2 separate regions of the Homo sapiens genome follow, and region 2 is linked to region 1. The links are chromatin loops, found by intact Hi-C in ENCODE. Cell type or tissue: heart left ventricle. All regions are shown on one strand. Region 1 overlaps LHFPL2 (LHFPL tetraspan subfamily member 2). Region 2 overlaps LHFPL2 (LHFPL tetraspan subfamily member 2).

The links. Hi-C counts contacts between places; a loop is a spot of excess contacts. Peaks named below come from ENCODE experiments on the same cell type or tissue, not always from the same donor. Only the 100,000 strongest peaks of a DNase experiment are listed, where the experiment ranks them.
Region 2: it touches region 1 in a loop (2.7-fold over the local background); 54 of 110 quality-filtered maps call a loop at or near these places.

The regions. Positions count from the first base shown.
Region 1 is chr5:78,538,309-78,543,308 of GRCh38, reverse strand. All of the region lies in intron 3 of LHFPL2 (LHFPL tetraspan subfamily member 2), which reads left to right. Among named protein-coding and RNA genes, the nearest start is that of LHFPL2, 110 kb to the left of the region's middle. RefSeq lists an enhancer at 1-663. In heart left ventricle, a CTCF peak has its summit at 2,330; no DNase peak of the experiment used is centred here; H3K27ac peaks cover 712 bases.
Region 2 is chr5:78,631,793-78,636,792 of GRCh38, reverse strand. It overlaps LHFPL2 (LHFPL tetraspan subfamily member 2), which reads left to right. Exons shown (of 5, transcript NM_005779.3): 2 at 4,425-4,529. Among named protein-coding and RNA genes, the nearest start is that of LHFPL2, 14 kb to the left of the region's middle. RefSeq lists enhancers at 2,946-3,445, 3,446-3,947. In heart left ventricle, a CTCF peak has its summit at 1,968 (motif pointing right); a DNase peak (open chromatin) is centred at 679.

The sequences.
Region 1 (5,000 bases):
AAGGCAGAAGAAAGAGAATGGCTGTCTCTGTTGCAGAGAGAGGGGTCCCAAACAGGTTGCCGATCTGCGGTGAAATGCAAAGGGTTTTATAGATGCCGGGTGAGGAGGTGGTGTCTGGTTTACATAGGGCACAAAAGATTGGTTGGACCAGGTGTGCCATTTGCATAGGGTGCAAATTTCTGGTAGCCCCCCACCATCTTTTATTATGCAGGTAGGTTCTCTGCCTGGCCTGCACCATGCTGCCTATTCCTTTAACACAGCTGCTGGCATTCCCCCATGCAAGCTTCCAGCTTGCCTGTCTTTGCTTGCAGCTCGATTTTTCAGGCTGCTCTTTGTTAGGAAAAAATAATTTCTTGGGCTGCGTTTTGTTAAAAGAGGACTCTTTTACCCTCACTATCTGCCTAAGTAATTTCTTTCTACCTTCCATATCACCATTGGCACTTAAGGAGCATTCACTGAGTGTGAGGCCCTGTAGGGGATGTGAAGGTGAGTCCTGAGGATTTGGACCTCAGGGTGCATGTGCACTGTCTAGTAAGGGAGCAAAGGTGTCCTCTGAAGTCCACCAGGCTGTAGAGAGTACCTATACCATCAAAGTGGCCCAGATAGAGACCAGACCCCTTTCAGTGGGAGAAGCAGTCTGAAAGGCAAGGCTTCCCTGGAAGAGGTGGCCTTGAGCTGTCTCTTGAAGGGCAGGCGAGAGGTGTGCATGTGGAGATGAGGGTGGAAGAGGTGGCATGAGCACGGCGTGGAGGTGGGCTTCAGCAGGAAATCCATTTGGCTGGAACTGCCCAGATCAGGGGGAAGGCTCAGCTCTGTCAGAGCCTCCCAGCCCCCGGGATGCAAGCAGAGCAGCAGAGCTGGAGAAGCCCACTAGGGTGATTCCTGGAAGTCCCAGGAAGCCATTTACAAGCAGCCTTTGCTTGTGGATTCGACAAAGGGGACAAAGGGACAAGGGCGCTTGGATGTGGCAGCTCTGTAAGAGTGGGCTTCTTTGATTGGCCTACTGGTGTGGTCACAGCAGCATTTCCCATTCAGAAACTGGAGCCTCTCAAGGGACCCCACTGGGGAAAGCCAGCCCTGGGGTGATGTGAGGCCTGCTGGAGATCAGAGCTGGCACATAGTGCTGGAGAATTTATTTTTGAAGGATGTGGAAGGAGTTGGACAAAAGCTTAATGACATTAAAAAAAAAAAAAGCTTAATGACAGTGGTCTTTTAAAACAAATCCAAAGGGTCGCAGAGCTATTAAATTCCTGTAATTTAAGGATTCTACAGTTGCAAATGGCTTCCCTTTTGAAATGGACCCTTGTCATAATTCAAACTCTAGGTATTCTAACATTATTTCCACCATAGAAAGATATTTTTTAAAGTGAGATGCTTTTTATAAAAAAAATGTAACTTAACCACTGTGGTTCTGGCTTCTACCATCTTCAGGCTAGGTGGGCACAAGCTAGCGGCTGCCCTCCTCCTAATCAGGTCGCAGGCACTCCAAGGCTGCTTTACTTATGACCATTTTCCTGCCATGCAAGTCTGAACTGAAAGTTCTCTTTTGTGTGGCTTTTGCAGCACAGTATTTTATGGATTTATGTTTTATGTTCTTCCCCCTCTTGAGTGTTATTGGATCCCCAGTCACCGGAAGGCTGAGATCTGTTTTAGTAACTGATTTATCAGGTGGCAGGCTGGTCACACACCTCACTGCAAGAGTTTATGAAAGGGACCCCCACCTCCTTCCCCAAAATCTTTGTGACCAGCTCAGTCATGAGCTCCTGACAGAGTGAACTGGGCCGGGGACTGACTTTGCGTTTTCCACACCAGAGTAAATGTGAAACGGCTTTAGCAAGTGGGCTGTGCGGTTTGAAATATGAACTCTGTAATCTCTTCAGTGGCTCCCACATCCCAGGGCTGCGCTTTGGGTAATTCAGGAGTGGGCAGGAAACTTCAGAGGAAACACTCCTAAGACCATGGGGCCTTGGTCAGTGAGTTCCTATTTTGCTGTCAGTGACTACTTAGAAGATGCTGTCCCCACCTTCGCCCCCTCCCTCTAGTTGCCCAAATGTCTTACCTCCCCCAGCTTCACTCGGGCTAGTGGAGGTCTTCTTAGACTTCTTTCAAGGCGGAGGATTTAGAGTCTGGGGTGAAGTGGCGGTGATGGATGGCTGGGGACGTGGGGCTGCTGACTCAATGGTGATACATCAAGCAGTTAATTAAGGGACAAGTTATCTTCTAAGTGGGAGGTAAAGGATTTTCTGTTCCTTTGTTCTTAATGCTCATATTAATGCCATTTTCCCTCATGGAGACCTCAGGCTGTGCTTAAAACGCTTCCATAATTCCTTTTGGCACTGCTAGAGGTCAGCATTGTCCACTCGTGAAGGACACAGGTAAGTCACAGACATTGGGGCTTCCTGGTTGTTAAAGGCCAAGAATGTGGGATGAAAACCCCCCGTGTCCCCATAGCAAGTTAGGGGTTGCTCAGCAGGGCTGTTTTCATTCAGACAAGCAGCTCATTCCAAACCAGCCCCAGAGAGCCGCTTCAATAAGCCATTGTCTGCCCCAAGGAGGAGGAGCTGTTGTCCAGGGCTGTGGTTAATGCAGTGACATTGGTAGTTGTTCCAACAAGTCAAAGCTGGTTACAGAGAGGCAGCAGTGACAGGATGCTTGAATAAATGCCTTGGACCACAGGTGCCAGGAATTCTCCCACGCATCTCTCCGGCCTCCCATCTCAGAGACCTACCATCACCAGTGTGGGGCCCCTCTCTGCCAGTTCCTGCTGGTGGCCCTATGTGTTCTGAAGGCCATGAATGGGAGGCTATGGTGGTTCCTAAAAAGGATGGCTGAGGCCAGGATCTGAGGCCTGTTGCAATCAGTGACTGATATTTTGGAACCGAAAGGAGGAACTTGCATGAAACCATTGTTTTTGGAAAGATACATCATGTTTTTTCCATCAGTTTTGCAGCATTGGCAGATAAAATGCTGCAGCCCAGACAGACATCATCTCCAGTCCCTTTTTAAGGAAACAAACAAACAAGACAGTGACCCAATTCAGTCCTTTTTCATTTATTATACCAAAGAAAACTGGAAGAGTTCCATTTCGTAGTTCAGTTAACATAAAACATGTCTCTTAGCGTACAGGCAGTGGGTATTGATGGGCATAGTATGTATTTTGTTGATTACATTGCTTAGCACTTTGCTAGTGCAAAAAAAGTCTGTTTTGCCTGAAAGAAAAATTGTGTACGTGTGTGCACTTCTAAAAACTTCCATTGGTAACACACTCTGCCAGTCACCTCTGGAGGCCATTTAGAATTCTTGTAGAGACTCATACAGCCTATATGAAATATTGAGAGAACATTAAATGCTCGACTGTGTGGTCCTAACCAAGCACAGTGGGAGATCAGAGAAGGGAGAGATTTGTGTGGCCAGAATGGAATTTAAAAATATATCTTAATAACTTTGAAGGGAAGCAAATGAAAATGCTAACTTAAAAAAAAAAAAAAAAAAGCAAAAGTCTTGCCTGGTTCATGTAGAAGTTGTTAGTGGGGCAAGAAAAATGCCCAGTGTGGCTTAGCAGGCTATGTGGTTTTAGGACTGCATCCCACCAACTCAGATGCTGATGTGGGCAGCCTGTCCGGAGACCCCACAGACTGCAGAGCCTCATTCCCATCCCTGGGTGATGGTGTGGGGGGTTTGGAAGTCCTCAGTTTCAGTACAAGGTGGGATAGTCTGAGATGATGGAAAAGTCAGTTAACAAACACCTGTTGAGCACCATGTGTAATAATAGCAGTAACCACCTTAACTGAGTGCATACGATATACCGTATGCTAAGCACTTTACCATCTTTTATTTCTCAGAGTAAGTCAGTGAAATAGTAAGCTAAGTGCCACCTCCGACTTCACAGATAAGGAAACAGGCTTCAAGGGTTGTCTTGAGGGGTTCACTTCGTTCACTTAATTCACTTAGTTCCTGCTATAAAAAAATACCTCAGTCTGGGTAATTTTAAAGAACAGACATTTATTTCTCACAGTTCTGGAGTCTGGGAGGTCCAAGACCAAGGTGCCAGCAGTGGTGTCGGGTGAGGGCTGCTATCCGCTTCCAAGATGGCACCTTGCTGTTGTGTCTTCACGTGGCCGAGGGCAGAAGGGTACACAGGCACTCCCTTCAACCCCAAGCCCTTTTGGAAGGATGCTGATCCCATCCGTGAGGGTGGGACTCTCATGACTTAATTACCTCCCAAAGGCCACACCTCTTAATACCATTTTGTGGGGGATTTCAGCATGAATTTTGGTGGGAATCATCATTCAAACCATAGCAGGTGTCAAGTGCCTTGCCTAGGGTCATTATGTCGCCATTGGAGAGCAGAGCTAGGAATTTGAAGTAGGTTGCAGACTATGGCTCATGCTCTTAAGGATTATGCTTTCTGGTGTGTGGTTGGTGCTAGGTCACTGGACAGTACAAAGGATACGTGGTGTGTGGCTGCAGACCTGAGGCAACCTGTGCATCTCAAAGACAATGGGACTATATGAAGGGGCAGCTTATACTGTGGGTGCTCCTGTCCCCACACAGGGATCATATGGAGAAAGTGAAACTGTGCCCGTGCAGGTGTGGCTTCTCACCTTCAGAGTCAGTGGAAAGAATAAGCAGATGCAGGTGATGGTGTCATGGGCAGGTGTTGTTGTTGTTGATTTTGGACACAACTGTAGTCTCTCCTGTGGTATAGTCACACATTCAGGTAGATAGCAGGAATGAGTAAGACAGGATGGTGTGAGGCAATATGAAGTATTGGAGACTGGGACAAACTAGAATACTGTGTTGTGTCTAACAGAGCAGCCACTTCTTACCTCTAATCACCTGTTGTCACGTTGACATGTGGGCCCAGTATTGATAGATGCACTGAGATTTTTCCCCCTAGAAAAGCAAAGAACCTGGCAATTTTACATTTATTCTCCAATCTTTGAATGTTTGCTATTAATTTAAAAAAATGTTTAATGAGCCACCTGTTGTATATAAGG
Region 2 (5,000 bases), 93 kb before region 1:
CTTTATTTTTAGGAAGGTTTTACAGACACTGATTATTAAGTGCTCAAAGATACTGGACTACATAAGCTTTGGGCCTCTGTAGAGAAGTCTTTAAGAATGTCTCGATAGTGATTTTCCCACTCTTTCCTACTTTGGTTCAGACACTGGAGATAATGAGCGTTGTTAAGTAATGGATGACCAGAAATGGATGAAGAAGGGGCCCCATCCTCCACAGACCAGCTTGATTCTGATCCAGGTGAATTGGAAGGTTAAGGAGTTTGCCCTTCCACAATTGTATGAAAATTAACCTCTATTCCTAAAGATGCAGGATCCATCTCAGCCTTACCTTAGGGGCAAAGTCAGCTTATGAAACCAATGAAGTAGGAAATGGTCAGTGTGGGGGGATCAGCTGGATATAGAAGTAGCTCCTTACCCGAAAGGTGGAATTCACTTACTGTTGTACTTACAATTCTACCATTAGAGAAATTGGGTGAAGTGTTTCCCTTTAAGCCTCTTATTAGACGTGTAAGCACACAGAGGACAGGCAATGCATTTGTGATTTATACGTTAACAGGAATAACTTAATAGAATGCTTCTCAGGATCAGAGTATGCAAGAGTGGATTCTGATAGGGTGGAGTGTGGGGCACTCTTCAAGGAGGGCAGAGCAGGAGGCAGGGCCACAGACGGCAGCCTCAGGCACCAGGTGTCCAGGCAGCTCAAGAAGAGCACAGGATGCCTGGGAGGGCACTAGGCAGAACTTGTTCCCATTCATTTAATTGGTGTTTGTGTGCGCGTGTGTGTGTGTGTGTGTGTCTGTGTGTGTGATGGGAACTTTAATATAATTTACGATGCATTTGGCACACTTCTAATGTGGCCATTTCACATACTAGTTGTAATGAAAAGCCAGGTGATCTATATATGAAAACTAAGACTAAACACCATAATTGTACCTAGGATTGTTTTGGTTGGTTGGTTGTTTTTTGTTGTTGTTTGTTTGTTTGTTTGTTTTTGAGACGGAGTCTCGCTCTGTCACCCAGGCTGGAGTGCAGTGGCGCGATCTCGGCTCACTGCAAGCTCTGCCTCCCGGGTTCACACCATTCTCCTGCCTCAGCCTCCCAAGTAGCTGGGACTACAGGCGCCCACCACCACACCCGGCTAATTTTTTGTATTTTTTAGTAGAGACGGGGTTTCACCGTGTTAGCCAGGATGGTCTCGATCTCCTGACCTCGTGGTCCGCCCGCCTGGGCCTCCCAAAGTGCTGGAATTACAGGCGTAAGCCACTGTGCCTGGCCGGTTTTGTTTTTTAAAGTCAGTTTGGTTGTGAGAGAGAAGCTAAATCCAAGACTTGGAAAATGATCCATTTTCTGTACCTGCTTAGCAGGTGAGCTTGGCCAGCGGCAGAAACCATCCCTTTTCCCTGGGGGAAGAGGGGGCGGTGGGAGTGTTGGGGGCGTCTTTCCCAGAGGACTTGAAGAGAAGGGCTTGACTCTCCTGAGATTGCATGCCACCTAGGTAATGTGCATTAGTGCATGCTTTCTCTGTCGTATCTGAAAAGAGTCATTACATTTGCAGAGTTCTCAGCCTCTGGCTGGCAAAAAGAAACTGAACTTGGGCATTCTGCTGCCAAAGCCAAAGCTTGTGTAAGTGGTGGAGTATGTTTTGAGAACAGAGTGGGGATGGGTTGGGAGATTCTCTTGTCTCTGCTGTCGGAGTAAACCAGAACCGACAGAGGACTTACACAGAAGCACTCCCGAGGGACCAGAACTCTGGGAATGTCTGTGAAGAACTGACCCACTCCACGGCTCACAGCCATTTCCCGACTCTTCTTCCCCTGGTGTCCCTAGATTGGGCTTAGTGCCCCACATTCTAAGATTCATAAGATGTTCCTCCATGTTCTTGAAATGAAACACACAAAAAATGATTCCATTCTTATCACAAATAAAATGTCTTTGTCCTCAAGGGGGCATGGTACTCAGGAAAGATGGGAACACAGCCTGTGAAAGGCAGAAATTGATAAGAACTGTCTGTTCTGCCTCCCTGACCTTCCTTTGCTGTTAGCTTGCTCTGCGGCCTTGGGCAAATCATTTTGCCTCTTTGGATTGGAAAGGGTGAGGGGATGGAATGCAGGCCTGAAACTCTTATTCCAGGTGAGTCCATATGGCTATGTATTCAGTCATTTATTCAACACATGCTTATTACACCCCTTGGAAAGCTCACAGTCTAGTGGGGAGAGACAGGTGGAAGAGCCATGATCGTTGAGGGCTAGCAGGTGTGGCGGTGTGTTTGGCCATGGAAGGCCTTTGGAGGCGTGGGACCATAGGCACAGGGGCAGGTGGGGAAGCCAGAGAGCTGCAGCATGCAAACACAGTGTGCTGCCCAAACCTGGGGTGGCAGTTGGGTTTTCTGCAGCACTACTTGAGGTGCACTGAGAATACAGTGTCCTCACTGCCCCCATACCACGCATGACTTCCTGTGAGTTCCTGCAGCACAGCCACCCTCACGGTGGCATTGGTGTTGGGGGCAGGCCCTGGGAACTGAGTGGAGCATCATCTCCCTTCATGACCTGAGTGCTATTTTGATGCTTTGGCCTCCCCACCGCCCCCTAACCCCTTTTGTAAAGAAAGCAAGAGCTATAAAAACACAAACAAGAATGTGAGAACTTGTCTGCTGTTTACAGAAATATGCTTTTTTTGGGGGGAGGGGTAATCTTTTTTCTTTTGGTAAGGAGAAGATAGATATTCAAAGAAAGAGGCAGATAAACTGGGCTCTTCTGAATCCTGAATTACTTTATGGCTCCTGGGCCTTGGTGTCTTTGTAACCACAGAGTTCATTTCACTCTCCAGGAAGAAACTTGACCCTCTAATAAAACCACATGGAGCCTTCCAGGGCGACCTCACTGTTTCATTTATGGAGTGGTCAGATTCTGTATCTAGGTGGGAGGAGAAATGTCTAAAAGGAGAAGCATGCATTCTCTTTCCTTGAAGCTCGAGTTCCCTTTGCCTGTCCTAAAACAGATGAGGGCCCAGGAGAAGAGGAAGGGCCTTGCCTGCACTCCCATCTCCACCTCCCTACCCTGAAGGTGGCTCAGTCCCCTACCCCATTGGTCCACAGGACTAGGAATGGTGCCATGCGTAAAAACCAGCTTTGTGTATTTTTTACAACAGAAATGGGCTTCAAAGCACTATGGAGTGTGAGGCCTTGAGCACAGAATTGCTGCTGGGTTAGCAGGCTGGGCCATCTCTGTACTCTGTCCCCCAGGACTTGCCCTTAGCAAGCATCACCGTCACCCAGAGGACTTGTGAAAACACTGAATGTGGGTCCCACCCCAGAGATTCTGAGTCCCTAGGTCTGGGATGGTGGAGACTTTGTGTTTCTGACACGTTCCCAGGTGATGCTGCTGCACTACACGGTGCCACCCAGGCATTTGGTGGGGGTGTGTTGAGGCAGGCAGACTCTGCCCCTGAGGCAGTGGCACTGAGCTGGTGTCTGCCTGGCAGGAACCACCTCATGCTGGAGGAACCTGGGCTTCAGAAGCAGTGGTTCACTGGAGATGCTGGAGGGAGCTCAGCTTCACTTCTGACCATGAGGGTTGTCTTTCTGTCCTCTCACAACCGACCAGGATGTGGCATTTGGGGCAGCTAAGATGGGGTGTCGTTGCCTCCTTCCAGTTTATTCTCCTCTCTGGTGTTGCTGAAAGCTGTCTGAACCATCACAGTCTCCTCTCCTGTGTCAGAGCTTGCATTAGCCTTAAGGTCCAGTCGAAACTCTCCTAAAGCAGCTGCAAGAAGGCCTCTTGTGACCTGAAATGCTTCAGTGGGCACCAACTTCTTTCTTTTGTGAACTGTGTCCTTGCTTCCAGGACCCCCCCGTCTTGCTGTTCCTTTTGCCTGGCATGCTCTTTGCTTGCCCTCTAGTTTGGCCACCTCCTCATTTTAGCCCTCACTTGCTCTGAGGAGCTTCCTTTGATGCCTCTGAAATCAGCTGGTGCCTCTGCAAAGGCTCATATATACCCTTGTATTTTCCTCCCTTCAGCTCCTATCAGCTGCATCAAAGTCGTGAATGCGACCTATTTATTTTTCTTTGTGGACTGTAAGCTCCCTGAGGGCAGGGAACCCATCACATGTTTATGCAGGCATTTCCAGGCATATAGAAGGTACCTGGCATATAGAAGACCTTCCTAATCATTCTGAGGTAGGTACTGCAGGGGAGGAAACTGAAGCACAGGTAGGTTAGCTACCTGGCTGCAGTTACCCTGTCACTGAGTTGTAAACTAGCATTGTCACCTAGGTCTGTTTGATCCAGCCCCTTGGCCAGGTAACACTAGACTTGTTTTCTGCTCTGAGACCAAAGAGCTTAGCCATAGACTGCAGGTTTCTGTTGGAACCATCGAAAGACTGGCTACTCCCGTTAATAATAAAAATGACTTTTTCCAATTGTTTTTCAGGTGAGTTGGGAATCAGACTCTTGAGTTGACAGCTGGCCTATGGTTTCTGCATTTTGTTAAGAAGCACCTCATGCAAGCGAGGGACCTGGGACTGCTCACAGCCAGGTGGGTTGTCCTTATACCTAGATATGACAATGCACTCTGATAACCACCCGATGTTCTCATTCAATAGAAAGAAAATCCTTAAATGTGGGGCAGCATCTTCTCTAAGAAAGGTGTAAATTGGTCCCTGTGGCTGTTGTGAGTGGCCTGATAAAGATGTTTACCTTGCTGGCTTGCTCCTGGGCATGGCTGGCTTTCTCATTACTCAGCCCTCTTTCCTTTGTTTCAACACCCTTTTCTCTTCTGTTTAGGTCAGTGCTTTAGAATTCCTTTTCCTCCTTTAAGATCCAGCCCAAATTTCTTTTTTTCTTTTTTCTTTTTTTTTTTTTTTGAGATGGAGTCTTGCTCTGTAGGCCAGGCTGGAGTGCAGTGGCGTGATCTTGGCTCACTGCAACCTCCATCTCCCAGGATCAAGCCATTCTCCTGCCTCAGCCTCCTGAGTAGCTGGGACTACATGCATGTGCCACCACACAC